Regions from separate parts of the Homo sapiens genome. Here region 2 is linked to region 1. A link is a loop called in an ENCODE intact Hi-C map of the cell type or tissue named here. Cell type or tissue: K562. All regions are shown on one strand. Links, peaks and the distances in the headings refer to the core of each region. The heading gives the core; the rest is flanking DNA.

What was found. Peaks named below come from ENCODE experiments on the same cell type or tissue, not always from the same donor. Only the 100,000 strongest peaks of a DNase experiment are listed, where the experiment ranks them.
Region 2: it touches region 1 in a loop (5-fold over the local background); 2 of 110 quality-filtered maps call a loop at or near these places.

What each region holds. Positions count from the first base shown.
Region 1 is chr6:2,733,531-2,741,965 of GRCh38, reverse strand. The region is part of intron 2 of MYLK4 (myosin light chain kinase family member 4); the gene reads left to right. Among named protein-coding and RNA genes, the nearest start is that of MYLK4, 13 kb to the left of the region's middle. RefSeq lists a silencer at 7,617-7,911 and enhancers at 7,506-8,196, 8,419-8,435. In K562, for the core only: a CTCF peak has its summit at 3,388 (motif pointing left); DNase peaks (open chromatin) are centred at 2,425 and 3,375.
Region 2 is chr6:3,719,632-3,728,066 of GRCh38, reverse strand. It overlaps PXDC1 (PX domain containing 1), which reads left to right. Exons shown (of 5, transcript NM_183373.4): 4 at 405-516; 5 at 4,331-5,448. The coding sequence ends at 4,448. It overlaps LOC100507336 (a long non-coding RNA gene), which reads left to right and starts at 7,990. Exons shown (of 4, transcript NR_187650.1): 1 at 7,990-8,435. RefSeq lists an enhancer at 3,554-4,092. In K562, for the core only: no CTCF peak of the experiment used is centred there; a DNase peak (open chromatin) is centred at 3,446; H3K27me3 peaks cover 4,543 bases.

The sequences.
Region 1 (8,435 bases), core at 1,091-6,090:
CTCCTGTGGGAGATGCCAAGAGGACTACATTTCTCCTATGGGAAATACTAAGGGCTTTCATCTTCCATGTGGAAAAGAATGTGTTACTCACTCAAGCTATGAGATTGTAGCCCTCAGAGCATTTCCCAGTGAAAAGGCCAACAAGTTGTGTGAGTTAATTAGGAGTATTGTGGATGTATATTTCAGAATGTTTTTGCAACTTTTTAGCCATGAAGAAAATCTCTCCTAAATTAGAGTGTACAACATGTCCTCATAGCTTTTCTTATTGCTAATGAATATTTAGAAATGTGAGCAAACTATTGTCTTTGAAATATCTACAAGCACAGCAGTTTTAAGAACTGTCTTTTCTAGAGGTATCAGTGAATCCTATTTATGATATGAATGTGCTCTATATCCATTCAAGACAGAGAGCAGTAAAAAGGTTTTCCAATGTACTGTGTATAGGTACCTGCCCATGTAAATTCTGAGTGTCCTTGACCAAATGCACAGATGAGTCAACTTATGTGTATGTTGTTTCAGCTTCTTAGAGTAATTAAAATTATGATAGTTTTATGCCATTTCTGTTGTTTTAATATGAGAAAAAGACCTTTATTTGCTCTCCCTGAAAGTTAGAACAACGTCGTCAAAAATACAAATGTGGCAAATCAAGTCTGTGTACCTAAGTAAGAGAATGGTTAGCATACTTGATAACAAAATTCCTAAATATAGATGCCCAAACTACGATCCTATCCACTTACCTAAAACATAATGGTTATAAAAGGCACATTTATCTATTAGTTTCCCAGATCTTTTTTTCACACACCACTATCATGATTTTTGCTATATTTACATGCTATCTTTATTCCTATTAATATTTTTCATATGAGTCATTTAAAACATTTTTAGCCAAAGCAAAAATAAAGTGAAATCATGGTTTTGATGTTTTATTTATAGATTTCTAATGCACAGTAACACACACATAAGTTTTAAAAACGGTTTGTTACTGTATGATCTAAAACCACCTAAAGTCTCTTGCAATGAAGTGGCCCAAAGTCAGTCTCTGGACATCCGACTCAGGAAGCTATTCCAGGTCTTTGCCCTGTGGTATTTGGCCCTTTCACTTATTTGTCATTTTCTGCCCACCACATGGTGACAACAACAAAGTCCACTTCCTTCAAGAGAGCAGACATGGAGAAGACTGATCGTAGGCAGCGTTTAGTATAGAAAATGAGGAACAGGTAAAGTTTATGTAGGATTTCTTATGTGCCCAGCACCATGTCTCTACGATGTCATTCCTGAGTTCCTACCAGAAAGCAGAGCCCAAGCATGCGTGAGGGTGGCTTGTTTTGTGAACTGACTCCAGGGAATAGGTGTGGGGGCTGGAGGAGTATGAAACAGGGAAGGAAAGAAGCCCCAACAAGGTTGAGTTGCCAAACTGGCTACTTCAGACAGGATGACCTCAGAGCCACCTGCCCATAGGACTGAAGCAGGCAATTGGCACTGATTCCCCGGGCGCCATCTCCACCATCGGGGGTCTTGTGGAGTGACTATCCCCCTGGCATTTTCAGTTGCATATGCATAAATGCCAGTTCCCAAGAAGGTCCCGCAGCAATGCCAGAGAACCCTGGGAAGAAGGCGTAATGCAGTGGCCTGAGGTGAAGCACTTTCAGACTAGACCTCTATGGAGCTGGTTGCCACAGTACTGGCTGGAGCAGAGGTGGGGGAGAGCATGCGCGGAGGACAAGGAGAGGTGCACCTATTCTGATGCCTTTAAAGTCTCACTGTCAGCCATGAGGTAGGTACTATTTCCTCCACTTTACAGTGGAGACCCAGGAAGGCTCACTGACCTGCCCAAAACCCACATGCAAAAGAGCTGGGCTTTGAACCCCATGGTGGGCACCTAGCTTGCACTCTATGCCACCATGAAGGATTGTCCTGCTATACCCAACTTCGTGCTTCACAGTTAAACATCCTGTTCAAGCTGAATCACTGGGGTCAGGAGATGCAGCTTCCAGTCCTGGCCCTGCCCTCCCAGTGGAGTTCTTTAAGTTCTTTACACAACAGTATATGCAGGTCAGTTTCTGCAGCCCCCTCTACTGCACAGGGTTGCTCTTAGGGCCAAATAAAGTACCATGCATGTGTGAAAGTTCTTTGTAAAATGTAAAATGCTGTATGTTAGTACTGCTATCAGTACATTTCTCTTATGTGCTTAAGTATATTTAGGCCCTAGGTCTTCTTAAATATGGAGATACAACCTGTACAGTGCCTCCTGGCATTTTGTATTAATTGTAATGATTTTTTAAAACCTCATTTGCCATTTTTAATGGGGAAAAGTATCTGATTTGCCAGTCCATTGAGGGTGATAGTATGCTATGTGCTCAATTGGATACCAGTATAAACATAATCCATGACTCATGGCTGCCTCCACTTGGGGTTTCAGATGCACACAGGTTGTCATGGCGTTTCCATAGTGAATGGGACACTGAAGGCTGTGCTCTGACCCACAGGTTGTAACTCAAAGATTAGGGACCTTAATGCGTAGGAACTTCGGGGGTCAGCTCATTCAAACCCTTCTCTGAAGAGAAACTGAAAGTCCGGGAAAAGTCAGATGGACTCACCCAAGATTCCTTAGTGTCTCAGCTTTCCTTTAAATATTTATGCCTAGATTCTGTATTAATTTACTCAGCAAATCATTACTGAGCCACCACTGCACAAAAGACACTGTGTTGGTTCTGGTCAGGCTCTCCAGTAGTGATCTGCCTGCCTTGGCCTCCCAAAGTGTTGGGATTCCAGGTGTGAGCCACTGTGCCTGGCCGAAGTTGGTAGAATTCTTATCTCTACCTTTTAGGTGAGCAAACTGAGGCTTAGTGAGGTCAGGAATTGGCTCAAAGTTATGAAGCTATATACCATCTGATCTTTGAATGCATTCGCTTGCCCAACATATGAAACAGGTGCTTGGGTCTCTTTGTAGAAATTTTAACTGAATTCAAAATATTTATCAACTATTAACAATCCCAATAGAGTGGGACATATTTTACAATGGATAAACTTACATTAACATATCATTATCACTCAGAGTCCATGGTTCACATTAGGGTTCACTCTTGTTGCTGCACATTCTGTGGGTTTGGACAAATATATAATAACATGTATCTACTGTTATAGTAACCTAAAAATTAAAAAGTGTCAAGATGAAACATTATTTGAAAACAAGCGCTATCAGTGATGAATTTTCTAAGGACAGTTTTTTGCCACATGATCTGAAGTATGTTTTAATGATTGTTGCTTTGGTTGGTTGGTTGATTTCTTTAAGCAACTACAGCCAGCCTAGATAGATGAAAACGTCCACTTTCTTTACCACCACAAATTGAGGTTCTTCTCTGCAACTGCAAGGTGACAGTGACCTCCAGTGGGGAAAAGCTGCAAAAGTTACTGCGGCAATGCAGTGAAGTCCCAGCATTTTAAGCTAATCCTAATTGTTGGAACGAATGTCAGGCCACTCTCAGCTCTCTGTTCGTAGACACAGAAGCTGCTAGGAAAGACTACACTGGAACTAATGATTCCCTCATGCATATAGAATAAGGCTGGAAGATTATAAACTAAATGCAGTTTGCCAGCATGCTCTAAAATACTTTGTTTCATTAAACAATGTATTAAGATGTTTCCTATGCTCAGTACTCTGTTAGTCATAAGTCTTGACTACAGAGTGGAACTGACATTTCACTAAAGATAGATCAGGAAGGTGGGTAATCCAAAATTTATCCTGTTTAGCTTTTTATAGTGTCACCCACTTGCTAGTTTTGCAGGGTTGCCTACTCACATGTTTTGCCTAATAATGAGAAGTTATAATGTGACACATTCTTACTGTGCAATCTAGTTTCACATAAGACCACCAGCTGGAATTTCGTTTCTGCCTCTTGCTACTTCTATGACATCAAGGATATTATTTAGCCTCTCTCAAGTATTTCCTCATCTGGGGTTAATAACATTGACCACCCCCCCCCCACCCGCCCCCGGCACCCCACCCCCAGCAGAGTTGTTGTATAAAGCAGTTAACACACTGCTTGGCTTAGAGAAAAAAAAAAAAGCTACATGAACAAAACAATACACTCTTACTACTAATGTAGCTAAACTTTACACCATCTACCATTCTAGTAATTTATAGGGCATATTGTCTGTGACCCAATATCTTTCCTGCTCAGAGTCCTACAGATCTAGTTTCCTGAAGGACATTTTCTTCTTTCATGTCTTTCCACACTTAATTTCTTTCTGTGGGTGATGCTGTCAGGTTTCTCAGGCACTGGCCTGGGATCCTAGCATCTTGATGCCACATTGCCTGGAGCTATGGACTCCCCCTCCCTCCCTGTCATATTCTGTCAGATACCAAATTCTGCACATGATTTCTTGAAATGTATCTTACATCTCTCCTTTTCATTCCTACTGGTATGACTGCAGAATGTGTTCGTTCCTCCCCACCCCAACTGTCCTCTAAGGATGTGAACAGATGAGTTACCATCAGAGACTGAAGAAGGAGAATGGAACTTCATCCAGTCCAGCAAGAATAAGATGCCCATGTACTACCAAGGTCACAGGTGTGAAAATGCCTTGGAAAATCAAAAGCATTAAGCAAGGCATAATGGTAGGATCGTTTTATTGTTATTTTTTGTTATTTTCTGAGATGGCGTCTCGCTCTGTCGCCAGGCTGGAGTGCGGTGGCACGATCTCGGCTCACTGCAACCTCCGCCTCCCGGGTTCAAGCGATTCTCCTGCCTTTGCCTCCCGAGTAGCTGGGACTACAGGCGGGCGCCACCACGCGCAGCTAGTTTTTGTATTTCTGGTAGAGATGGGGTTTCACCATGTTGGCCAGGATGGTCTCGATCTCTTGACCTCGTGATCTGCCCACCTCGGCCTCCCAAAGTGCTGGGATTACAGGTGTATTATTTGATGTGCATAAGAACTTAGCAACATAGGCTTCGTAGAACATGAGAGAAGGCAGAGACTATTTTATTGGAGGAACGCAACTCAGTATGTCATGAGAGCCAGGTGATGGATGGCTACTTTACACCTGATGCAGACAGTGTACAAAGATTTATAAATTAGGAAATTACAGCAGTTACTAACAAAAGGGGCAGGAGAGATTCCTTTGGTGTCTTGTCCAGAACCTTTGTGTCTTAATATGTCAAATGCCAAACCACCAGACCTGACTTACCTAGCTGTTAGATACCACAGCAGAAGCTGTGTTTCCACCTTCCAGTTTCTGTCCTTTTCCCCTGAGAATTGCCACAGTCTGTTAGAGTGTATTTTTAAATGAAATTAGCTGGGGATGTCAGGAAGAATGGAAAGCCACCAGGCATACAGTCTAGCTCTGAAGCTAGTTCACCATAACATAATGACTTATCATTGAAACCCATCAGAGTCTACTTCCCATTATCTATTTCAGTATTATGTTTTTGCATGATCAATATTCTCTTATGTGAGATTTTTAATATTATTCCAACACATAATATTAGAGATTTTCAATGCAGGTTAGAGTGTTAAAGGCCCTGAGAGGTTTCTGTTAAAAAATTAGCTGGGTGTGGTGGCAGGTGCCTGTAGTCCCAGCTACTTGGGAGGCCGAGGCAGGTGATTTGCTTGAACCTGGGAGGCGGAGGTTGCAGTGAGCCGAGATCGCGCCATTGCGCTGCAGCCTGGGTGACAGAGCGAGACTCCATCTCAAAAACAACAACAGCAACAGCAATAATAACAAATATTTTAAAGCAAGCACACGGGAAGCATGTAATAAATGTTAACTTATATCTGTAACAGTATTATTATTTATCCTGAGAGCTTTCAAAATTTATTTGACTTCTGACCTTTTCTTTTTCCTGACTCATTATTAACATTTTAGGGAGCTATGAGATGTGCTTTGGGGCGTGCTGGTTTAGGGTGGACTGATGATGGACTTTGATATCAAACAGGCCCAAATTCAAATCCCCTTGGAGACCACCTACCGGCTGTGTGACCTCAGTCATTTAGCTTTTCTGAGTTTCAGTTCTTGGTTCACCAAATTGGTGTAATAATGCCAACCTTGCAGGATTATTGGGAGGATTAAATTAGCAATTTGTCTGTTAGAGACATGATCCAAAACCTTAATTTCTGTTCCGCTTCATTGTTTCTCCCCAAACCTGCTCTCATTCTCTCTCCTCTTCTATGCCTTTTGAAATCCTTCAAGGCCAGATTTAAATCCCACCACAGTTGATTCTAATTTTACCTCCCCAGTTTGCATCGACTACATACGCTGAGCCAGGTGTGTGCATAGTTTTGGGGCCCTGTGTGATAAATACTATGTCATGGGTTTGGACCTCCATTCCTGAAAAGCTGCAGCTCCGTCCCCATGGGGATCATTCTCTGTATTTCTTTGTATCCTTCACATGAGACATGTCCATTCTCAATTGTGTACTAGTTATTACCAATACATTTTAGGCATAATTTTGTCTTTGATGTCTTAGAAGTGAGGATAATGATTAATGTACTTATTTCAAATATTTAAACAATGTGATGAATAGGGCCAGCCTTCATATAGCAGAATATTTGGAATAATATAGCGTTTGTATATTTTTCCCAAGAGCTTCCAAGATTGGAATTTTAATCATTTCTAGACTGGCAGAATCAATTTTAAGCAGTCAAAGTGGCCTGACATGCCCTGGCTTTCTTCATTTACCTTCAGATCAGAGTATCAAAAATGAGAGAAAAATACCTGTAGTTCTGGGTGCTTTCTGTCCCTTTATGAAGAAGAAGGCAACCTGATTCTTGTATGTCAGGACTTGTCTGTTATTACTGAAATGGCTCTAATACGGGAAGAATTGTTTGTAATGATGGCTAAGAGGCATTGCCCAAATTCTGAAGTTCCTTCTGAATCATCTAAGAAAGAGTGCCTTAATTTGAACTTAGTTTTGTTTGTTTTACATATTCTAAGCTTTGACAGGTGCTGTTTTATGTGTGATGCAAACATCATCACAAGCTGGAATCTGATTGCTCAGAGTGGCTCCTGCCTGGGCCTCAAGCATTCCCTGGGAGCTGGCTACAAATGCAGGCTCTCGGGCCCCATCCAACCTGCTGAATAGGAATCTGCATATCATCAGGGTTCCTGAATGACTCATGTATGTGCACATCAGAGTGTGAGAAGCACTAGAATATTCATTAACCCCTGCAGTCAGATGATGAAGTTTACTTCAAAAAACTGCTGAAAGAAAAATAAAGGTAACATACTACTGCAGTTGTGAATATATGCTTACCTAAGTAATATTCATATGCATATTACATTTAAATACACACACATATATACATGTATGTGTATGTGTGTGTATAATATGTATATGTGTATGAGTGTATATTATATATATATATAGTCTTTCAGGCTATTCCTTGGGAACCAGGCAGCATCCTTTCTTGAACATTTTAAGAGCATATTTTCCTTGATAAGATAAATATTTCTAATAATAGTCCTTTCCATTAGATTTCCCAGGCCGACAAAACACAGAACTTGTCCTGTGGCCAGTTAGATAAGCCCGGGTGAGAGGACGTGTGAAGTGGCAGCACTCCCTCTGCCCTGGGAGGGTCACATTGGTCTCCTGGAGGACAGGTCTCAGTTCCAAGTTCCTCGCCCAATCAAAGGGTGGTGGCCCTGTGACAGACGCTGACAGACCGCAGCATGGAAATTCCTTGGTCTGTCCTTGTCAGCAAAGCAGCAGATGGTTTAGCGAAAGCCGCATATGTGCTGGGTAGGGGAACAACCTGTGAGATTCCATCCTGTAACAGAGTTGCTTCTGGCAGGTGCCCGCTAGCAAGGGTTTGCAGACATGAGTACGTGTGGCATGGAGCAGCTGAATACCATTGCATTCTACTGTCGCTGGTTTTAGCATGTTTTTTGGCTCATACGTTCCCAGGGTTGAATGGAAAGGTCACTAGTGTCTGGAGTCTGTGGTCCGTTTGGGCTTTGGCACTCACGTTAGATAAGTGACCTTGACTTTGAGCAAGTTTTGGGATGCGCTGACATTTATTATTTATGTATCGGGGATGAGAACCACTGTAGATAAGAATCACCTGGGGTACTAGGTTAGCATCCAGATTGCGAGGTTCCCCTAGTGCCACCAAAGCAGCGTCTCCGCGGGCGAAGCTTGGGAATCTGTGCTTTGGATAACCCTCCAGGGGTCTCATGAGAAGTGTGGTTCGTGCTGTTGAAGGGAATCCACTTGATTGCTATCCTCTCACTTTCCTCCTTCATCCTTCTAAACTCACCCTACCAGGAGGTGCCAACTGAGAGCTGAGAGAGTGATATTGTGTCATTGCTAGGGATTGGTTAGACCTTATAATAAAAAACGTATTAAATTTTAAAACATTTGAGCTCTATCTGGGCTGACTACGCATTGCCCCTCCCTCTTACAGCTCAGTCTTGTGACCACGTAGGCTTCCTTCTC
Region 2 (8,435 bases), core at 1,505-6,504, 990 kb before region 1:
TGAGAGCTCAGCAAGGAGAGGTACCCTGGGCAGAGCCACATGTCACTGTGCCATAGCTCTGCTCTCACACGCAGACTCACAGATTTGAGCCCAGTACTCCTTCTTTGTACTCCAGCTTGAAGCCCACAGCGAAGGGCATATGGAGAGCGTACTCAGGCAGCAGAGCATCTTTGTCTTGGGAGAGACACACAGCAGGCCTGGCTCCTGCGGGGATTGACCTCTTCCCTGACTTTGTGCGGCAGAGCTCTGAATGGGTCTCGGGTGCACGGCATTCTCTTACGGTGTGGAAGAGAGGCACGGGCAACAGGTGGAGGAGAAAGCAGGGAGATGGGAGTAAGTTCCAAACTCCAAAACCTCAAGCTCCGACCCCTCCTGAGGACTCACCTTGTTGCTTTGGTTTTCAGAAATCATGAGGTCCAATGGATTTTGTTTAGCAAATACCGAAACAATAGTTATTGACCACAGTATACCAAATGGAAGAGACCAGCAGCTGGGCGTGGACCCAACAGAGCATTTGTAAGTATGCTGATTTGAATATCGTTTCATAGACTGTCCTGAGCCATTTGCCTTGTGGGATGGGGGCTCACTGTTCTTATGGAAGGAAGTGGGTGCCCAGAGCCACCCAGCAGTTCCTACCTGCATTTGGACACTGATTTTAGAAGTTTGCCTTTCCTAGAGTCTGGTGAGATCTTGATGAGTGAATCTGTGGAAGATGGAGTTGCTGGCTCTGAGGGGCATTTAGGAGACGTTGCAGGGCTAGGGGCCTGGTTCGTGTGGGGCCCTGAGGGGTGTGATGCTGTCTCCAGGGCCAGGAGGGCCACATGCCTCACACTCAATGGTCCTGATTCCCTGAGATGGGGACATGTTTGCCTCAAGGCTGCCTGGCCCTGTGCTGAAGGTGTAGGATGTATCTGATTACTGAGGCTGGACAGCCAAAGCCACCACTGTCTTCTCCGCTCTTTCTGTCTCTGATTTGACTGTAACACATGCTCTAGAGAGCCCGGCACTGGGGTCGGCAGCATCTTCAGCCTTGGCTCTCCTCCAGGCATCTTCTTGGTGAATTCTGGGGGCACCAGGGTCCCCAGACAGCTTGGCCTCTGTTTCCTGACACAGCCAAATCCAGACTGCTCCTTGGCTGTATGAGCTCAGAAAGTTATTTAACCTTTCCTGACTTCTCTTACCTTCACGGGACCATTCTGCTGTCCCACCACGGGTTGTGTTGAAGACCACAGATGGTGAGTGTAAAACATCCCGCTTGAGAGTCCCACAGAGGCAGCTCTGGATGCAGAGTCTCCCTGTGGGCCCAGGAATGACATAGCCTGGGGATGGCCCGGGTCTTGCCCCACGCATTTGCTAGCCCTCCATAGCAGCAGATTGAAACTAGAGCCGGCCACATGTGCCGAGGCCCACATCCGGGCCTGTGGGCGGCAGGGCTGTGACCCCAGCGTGAACCTGGGCCCCAGCCGGCGGCCTGGGCCTCCTCTGCTGAATCCCTGCTCCATGACTGAGCATGGGGGGGTCCCTGTCAGGCTTGTGGGACTGGCTCCTGCTAACAGACCCCGTCTTTACCAGTGTGTCTCCCGGGTAGATGGTGCGAGAATCCTTCCCAGTAGAGGGGTCATGAGCTGCTGGTGGCAGAGGCTGTGCCGGTGGGGCCAAGGCCGCAGCTTTCCTGACCTGCCTTGCCCTTTTGTGTCCCTTGCCCTGACCCCACTGTACATAGCTCATTCACTCATTACCTATGGGTCCCCCATGCCAACAGGCTGGCACCGTGGAGGTACAAGGCTGGAGTGTAGTCATGGATGAAAGAAAGAGGCCCTTTAGCTTGGCAGGGGTAGTTACTGGCCAGGCACTGTCTTGGGGAGAAGACAGATGGAGACCCTTCCTCATCACCAGTTGTGCAGGCTCTGAGTCTGCAGTGTTTGCAAGGGGACCCCTTTCTATATCCAAGAGGCCCTTGGCACCCTGGAATGAGGCCAGATTTAGGAGGCAGGTTCAACTGTGAGCAGGCTGGAGCTGAGGAGAAACACACGGAGGGAAGAAAGCCGGGCCAGAGGTGTGGCTCTTGCAGCTGCCCGGGACTGACTGCATGTGCACAGGAGTGACAGGTCTTGAATAGGCGGCCACCTGCTCCGGGATGCCTGGCTCACAGAGAGGGCCGAGAAAATCTCCATGACCCCAGAAAAGCCTAACAAAGAAACGCCTGCCGCCATGGGGCTCGGGAGCATCTGGAGGGAGTTCCGACTTGGGCTTGCCGGGCCTTTCTCTGGCTCCTCAATCTCGGGCAGTGCAGTGGAGTCGATGGTCCAGCTCCAGTGTCTCACAGGGACGATCTGTTTCTACACGGCACCGGCTGTCGGGTGGGGGGTTGACAGCGACCAAGAGCACAGACACCCTTTGTGGAACTGGAGGCTTCACCTCCCTGCGTGGCTGTCCTCCCTGGCACCCGAGGCTGATTGTCTGGCCCGAGCCTGTGAGCCCAGTGCCGCCGGGCCCACAGCAGGGCCCCCACAGCAGAGTCTCAGCAGGCTGCCCCGAGTCTGGCCCCAGGGGCAAGTGGGCACCAGTGCCAGGGCCCAGAGACCCACCTGCACTCAGGGAATGGATGTATCTGATAGAGATGGGGCCAGTGGGGACTTCTGGGGCTCTGCAGGTGACAGTCTCAGCTGGCGAAGGGATTGCCTGGCTTCTGGGAGGTCATCCAGGGCCGAGGCACTGGGCGGTTCTGTGGGGACCTCAGGGAGCCTTAGCCCCATGACTCATTTTCCCTGAGCATCCCGGTCCCCCTCCCTCCTCATGTCCTCAGGGTCATCCTGTGATCTGGGCAGGGAGGACGGGCAGGTGGTGGGACACTGTTTGAGGTGGCGCTGTGGCTCTGTCCCTCGACTGGCTTGAACCTTTCGGCACGCCCAAGGTTCCCCCTTGGGTTTCCATCCAGCCCTGGTCTGGGGAAGAGATTTCATTCCCTGGATGAAGTTGGAGAGCTGCTCTGTCTCCGTGAGCCCCCCATAGCTTTCCCACCCACAGCTAGGGCTCTTTGTGCCGCGGCCTCTGTCCCAGCCTCGTGTTGCCAGGACCGTGAGCATAGGGAAGCCGAGGCGGGGGCTGACACCACACTCCAGGCCTGGCCATGGAGTCAGAGGGGAGGCCTTCCTCTGCAGCCTCAGCCTTTCTTATCCAAATGCCTTAAAGCTGTCTTCACAGCCCTGTCCCTTGAGGTCAGCGGGATTCGCACGATGTACTAGGTTTGTGGGGGACATATGCTCGCCCTGCCTTGTTGTGTGTCCGGCCAGGGGCCTGGACTGTGCAGTCATCTTGGTCATGGCAAAGCTTTCCAGAGATGGCTGAGTTCCCACAGTTGTCCACGGGCCAGGGCCACCTTCAGTCACTGGGGGCGGCACAGGAGGCAGCCCCGAGGTGGCTCCCAGGAGGGCGGGGCAGCTGCTTGCCTCTGTCCACACTCCCACGCGGCCTGCTGGGTTTGGGCTGATTCATAGGTGGAGGAAAATCCCACGAGCCGTACAGCTCTGTCCCCCTTCCTGGGGAGAATGTCCTTCTTGTGCTTTTCTCTGTTACGCATTTTTAAAGACCTGGAGTCTCTTTTCTTAACGTAGGAAGTCTGCCTGGGCTGCAGAGGGAGTAGAAACAGTTCCAGTGTGTGGGGAGTCAGTATCGCGGGCTTTTACGTCCCCTTATGTTTGGGGTTTGTATTCTTCCCTAGTTCTCCACACCCCATGTAAGTCCCCCATGTTCGGATGCTTCTCATCTGCCAGAGCGCGAATGAAACACGTACCCACATGCAGGCTTCCCCGCTAGAAGGTGTCTCCCCCCGTGACCTCCACGGGCCTCGCCGGCTCTTCTCCAGCCTCCTGTTCCCTCGCAGCCTCCTGTGCGTCCGTGTGTCATCTCTGCTGCGGTCAGGCTGTGAGCTCGTGACCACTCCTCTCTCAGCTGTCCCCAGGGCCCAGCACGAGGCAGGCGCCTCTTCCCTGAGGACAGACCCTGCCTGCCTTGTTCACTGCTGATCCCACAGCCTGACGCGGTGCTGGGCACAGAACAAGAGGTGAAAATCAGCACTCCATGAATGAAGGAATGGATGAAGGCCTCGCTAAGGGTTGTCTAAGCAAATGCAGACAGCAGTCTCCAAGGCAGTGGAAACCAGAAGCTCTGGCAGTCTCAGAGCAGGAGCCAGCTCACCAGTTCATTTGTAGCCGTGGTTTTTTTGCACACTTACTAGCGGGCATTGAAAGTCATGCTCATGGTCCCGGCGGGTGTTTGGTGTTGATCCCAACAATGAGCCACCCCTCACCTCTGGTTTCTCTAATTTCAGATTTGAGAATGGCAGTGAGTTTCCCTCAGAGCTGGAGGACGGGGACGACCCAGCAGCCTACGTCACCAACCTGTCATATTACCACCTGGTCCCCTTCGAGACAGACATTTGGGACTGAACCTCTCTATCAGGCCTCCCCCGCCTCAGCTGTTCACTGCCAGCTCTGATGCTGTCCACTGTGCTGGCCCCCATGGTCACAGCTGCTGCCCCAGCTCTGGAACTCCCAGACGTCCCAGGCCCCACTGACGCCAGGAGGCCTGGGTGTCCTGCAAGTGGAGCAGCAGGGGCTCCTAGTGGGCCAGGCTGACCGCAGAGTCTCCAGCAAGCTGAGGTCACAGCCGGAGGCCACAGGGCCTGTGTTCTGAGGGTCTTCACTCCCTGCTTGGTGCCCACAGGGCTGCGCACTGCCAGGGCAGGGACAGTTCCTGTGGGGCTCGCTCTCACTGCTACTGCTTCCTGGGAGGTGCATCCCTCTTGGTGAAGTGGCCTAGTGCCCCCCAGCCACCCTGACTCCCCACCATTCCCTCCCACGGCAAACGCACAAAACGTCTTGAGGGAGATTTTGACAAGTCACCCATTCCAGGTGCCACAGGCAGGGGATGTTTAGTAATCCAGGATTTCTCTGAGAACTGGGATATGTGGCCTTTTTTTTTTTCTTTTTATCTTTTATCTGGAAACTGGGTTTGGGTCAACCCCAGGAGTATTTGCAGAAGGCCCAGCACAGTGGGGGGTATTGGCTGCAGGGCAGGGAAGGCATTGCCGACTAGATAACCGTGTGAGCTTGGACTGAGCGTTGGTGGTTCTTCCCAAAGGAAAGGAATTTCTTCCCGGCCTGCCAGGTCTCTGGGCCTTCAGCGCGGGTCCTGGTGCTGCGGCCACACCACCCTGGGGTGCTCATTGACAGAGCTGCCATAATGAACTTGAAAGGACGGGAATCACGAGGGAAGCTGGGGCTCCCCTGCCCACAGGAGAGGATCCCCGTTCTTCAAGCTTCTCTGCTCAGTGTCTACTAACGACCGACATTTGCTAATGTAAATAATAGTAAATTATTGAGAATTCTAATTCTTTTACACAGTCTGTTTTTAATCTATTTTAATTAAATAAAATCTATGACTCTACTTTGATCTGTCCAGGATGTTTGTGTATAAAGGCGTGGTTCTTTCTGTCCCCTGCCTTGGGACAGGGTGGAAACTAAAACTGACTCCTGGGGCCTGGTCCCTCCCCCTCTTCCTGTCACATTCCGTGAGTGACAAAGTGTGTTATGTTCTTACCCTAGGGAAGTGGTCTGCCCAGATTGAAAAATGGACACACTGCTTGTTTTATTTTGGAGGGAGACGGGGGTTGACTTAGGCTTTTTTCTTTTCCTCCATTTTTCTTTTTGGCAGCCACAGGAATTCTCTTTGATGACCCAGCTGCAAAGCACATGGACTTTCCTTTGGTTTTGCATTTCCCTCTGCCTTCCAGCTGTGTTGTTTAAAGCATCTCAATTTCAAATAGGCTAGTAGGTGGCTCACTCCGGGGTTGACCGGTTGCCTTTCTTTTCTTGACACATCAAATTCAGTTCTGTGCAAGGATGAGGCTTCCTGCTTAGTAGCTAAGATTAGAAGTGATCAGCATGTTCAATTAATGCCCATCTGACTTTCAAGGATTGATTCACGGATTCGTCTCATCCGTTTCACAGAGGTGCTTCTCCCCAGCCATTCGGTCACTGTGATGCAGCTTCCTTGGCCACCTCCTTGCTCAGGCTGTGTTCCTCTGTCAAGACTCAAATTTGGCTCCCCAACCTCATCCCCTGCTCAGCCTTCACTGAAGAAGTTTTACTGTTACTAGTCCGTGCGCAATGAGGTCTTGCCAGTAGGGGTGAGATGTTTGGACATCTGTTGTCCTATTAAGCACATCAGAGCATTCTCTGGCTTCCTTTTTTTTTTTTCTGGAAAAACATAGGTCTCATAAGTTCATTTTTTATATTCCCACACTTGAAAGAGCCATAAGTACAAATAAATGTTTCTTTAGGTGCAAAGATATATGCTTACTGGCACTCAGCATCACTGTTGGAAGCAGTATGGAGTGGTGGCAGCTATGGCAAACAGGAGCACTCAGACGCTGCATCAAGGGAGCAGCTACCACTGCTCAGTTTAGCTGGTTGTTTTGCCTGCAAGTATGGGCCCAGTATGGCCAGATCTCCTAGTTTTTCAATAAAAGCTAGAAATCTGACTCTTCTTTGTGAAATATCCCAATTTTGAGGTGTTGACAATAAATAAATAAAAATAAACAAAAATATATTAGAAACTTGACCAAGTGAAAGAATTGTGAATTGTCAGCCTCTAAACTGTCATTTCAGAAAATCGATACCAGAGCAGTTGAGGTTCATGTGTGAATTTTCACTCTTGCCCGCACATTCCTCCAGGTGAGAGGTGACAGCGTGCTGGCAGTCCTCACAGCCCTCGCTCGCTCTCGGCGCCTCCTCTGCCTGGGCTCCCACTTTGGCGGCACTTGAGGAGCCCTTCGGCCCGCCGCTGCACTGTGGGAGCCCCTTTCTGGGCTGGCCAAGGCTGGAGCCCACTCCCTCAGCTTGCAGGGAGGTGTGGAGGGAGAGGCACGAGCGGGAACCAGGGCTGCGTGTGGCGCTTGCTGGCCAGCTGGAGTTCCGGGTGGGCCTGGGCTTGGCGGGCCCCGCACTGGGAGCAGCCGGCCAGCCCTGCTGGCCCCGGGCAATGAGGGACTTAGCACCCGGGCTAGTGGCTGCGGAGGGTGTACTGGGTCCCCCACTAGTACCAGCCCATCGGTGCTGTGCTCGATTTCTCACCGAGCCTTAGCAGCCTTCCCGCAGGGCAGGGCTCGGGACCTGCAGCCCGCCATGCCTGAGCCTCCCACCCACTCCATGGGCTCCTGTGCCGCCCGAGCCTCCCCGACGAGCACCACCCCCTGCTCCACGGCGCCCAGTCCCATCGACCACCCAAGGGCTGAGGAATGTGAGCACACGCGCAGGACTGGCAAGCAGCTCCACCTGCAGCCCCAGTGTGGGATCCACTAGGTGAAGCCAGCTGGGCTCCTGAGTCTGGTGGGGATGTGGAGAGTCTTTATATCTAGCTCAGGGATTGTAAACACACCAATCAGCACCCTGTGTCTAGCTCAAGGTTTGTGAGTGCACCAATCGACACTCTGTATCTAGCTGCTCTGGTGGGGCCTTGGAGAACCTTTATGTCTAGCTCAGGGATTGTAAATACACCAATCAGCACCCTGTGTTTAGCTCAAGGTTTGTGAGTGCACCAATCAACACTCTGTATCTAGCTGCTCTGGTGGGGACATGAAGAACCTTTATGTCTAGCTCAGGGATTGTAAATACACCAATCAGCACTCTGTATCTAGCTCAAGGTTTGTAAACACACCAATCAGCACCCTGTGTTTAGCTCAAGGTTTGTGAATGCACCAATTAACACTCTATATCTAGCTGCTCTGGTGGGGCCTTGGAGAACTTGTGTGGTGAAACTCTGTGTCTAACTAATCTGATGGGGACATGGAGAACCTTTGTATCTAGCTCAGGGATTGTAAACGCACCAATCAGCGCCCTGACAAAACAGACCACTTGGCTCTACCAATCAGCAGGATGTGGGTGGGGCCAGATAAGAGAATAAAAGCAGGCTGCCCGAGCCAGCATTGACAACTCGCGGGGATTGTTTTCCACACCGTGGAAGCTTTGTTCTTTTCGTTTTTTGCAATAAATCTTGTTGCTGCTCGCTTTTTGGGTCCACATTGCTTTTATGAGCTGTACCACTCACCGTGAAGATCTGCAGCTTCACTTCAGAGCCTAGCGAGACCACAAGCTCACTGAGAGGAACAAACAACTCCAGACGCGCTGTCTTAAGAGCTATAACACTCACCGCGAAGGTGTGCAGTTTCACTCCTGAGCTAGTGAGACTACGAAGCCACTGGAACGAAGAAACTCCAACCACGTTTGAACATCAGAAGGGGCAGACTCCAGACGCTTCATCTTAAGAGCTGTAACACTCACTGTGAAGGTCTGCAGCTTCACTCCTGAGCCAGCGAGACCACGAACCGATCTGAACATCAGAAGGGACAGACTCCAGATGCCCCACCTTAAGAG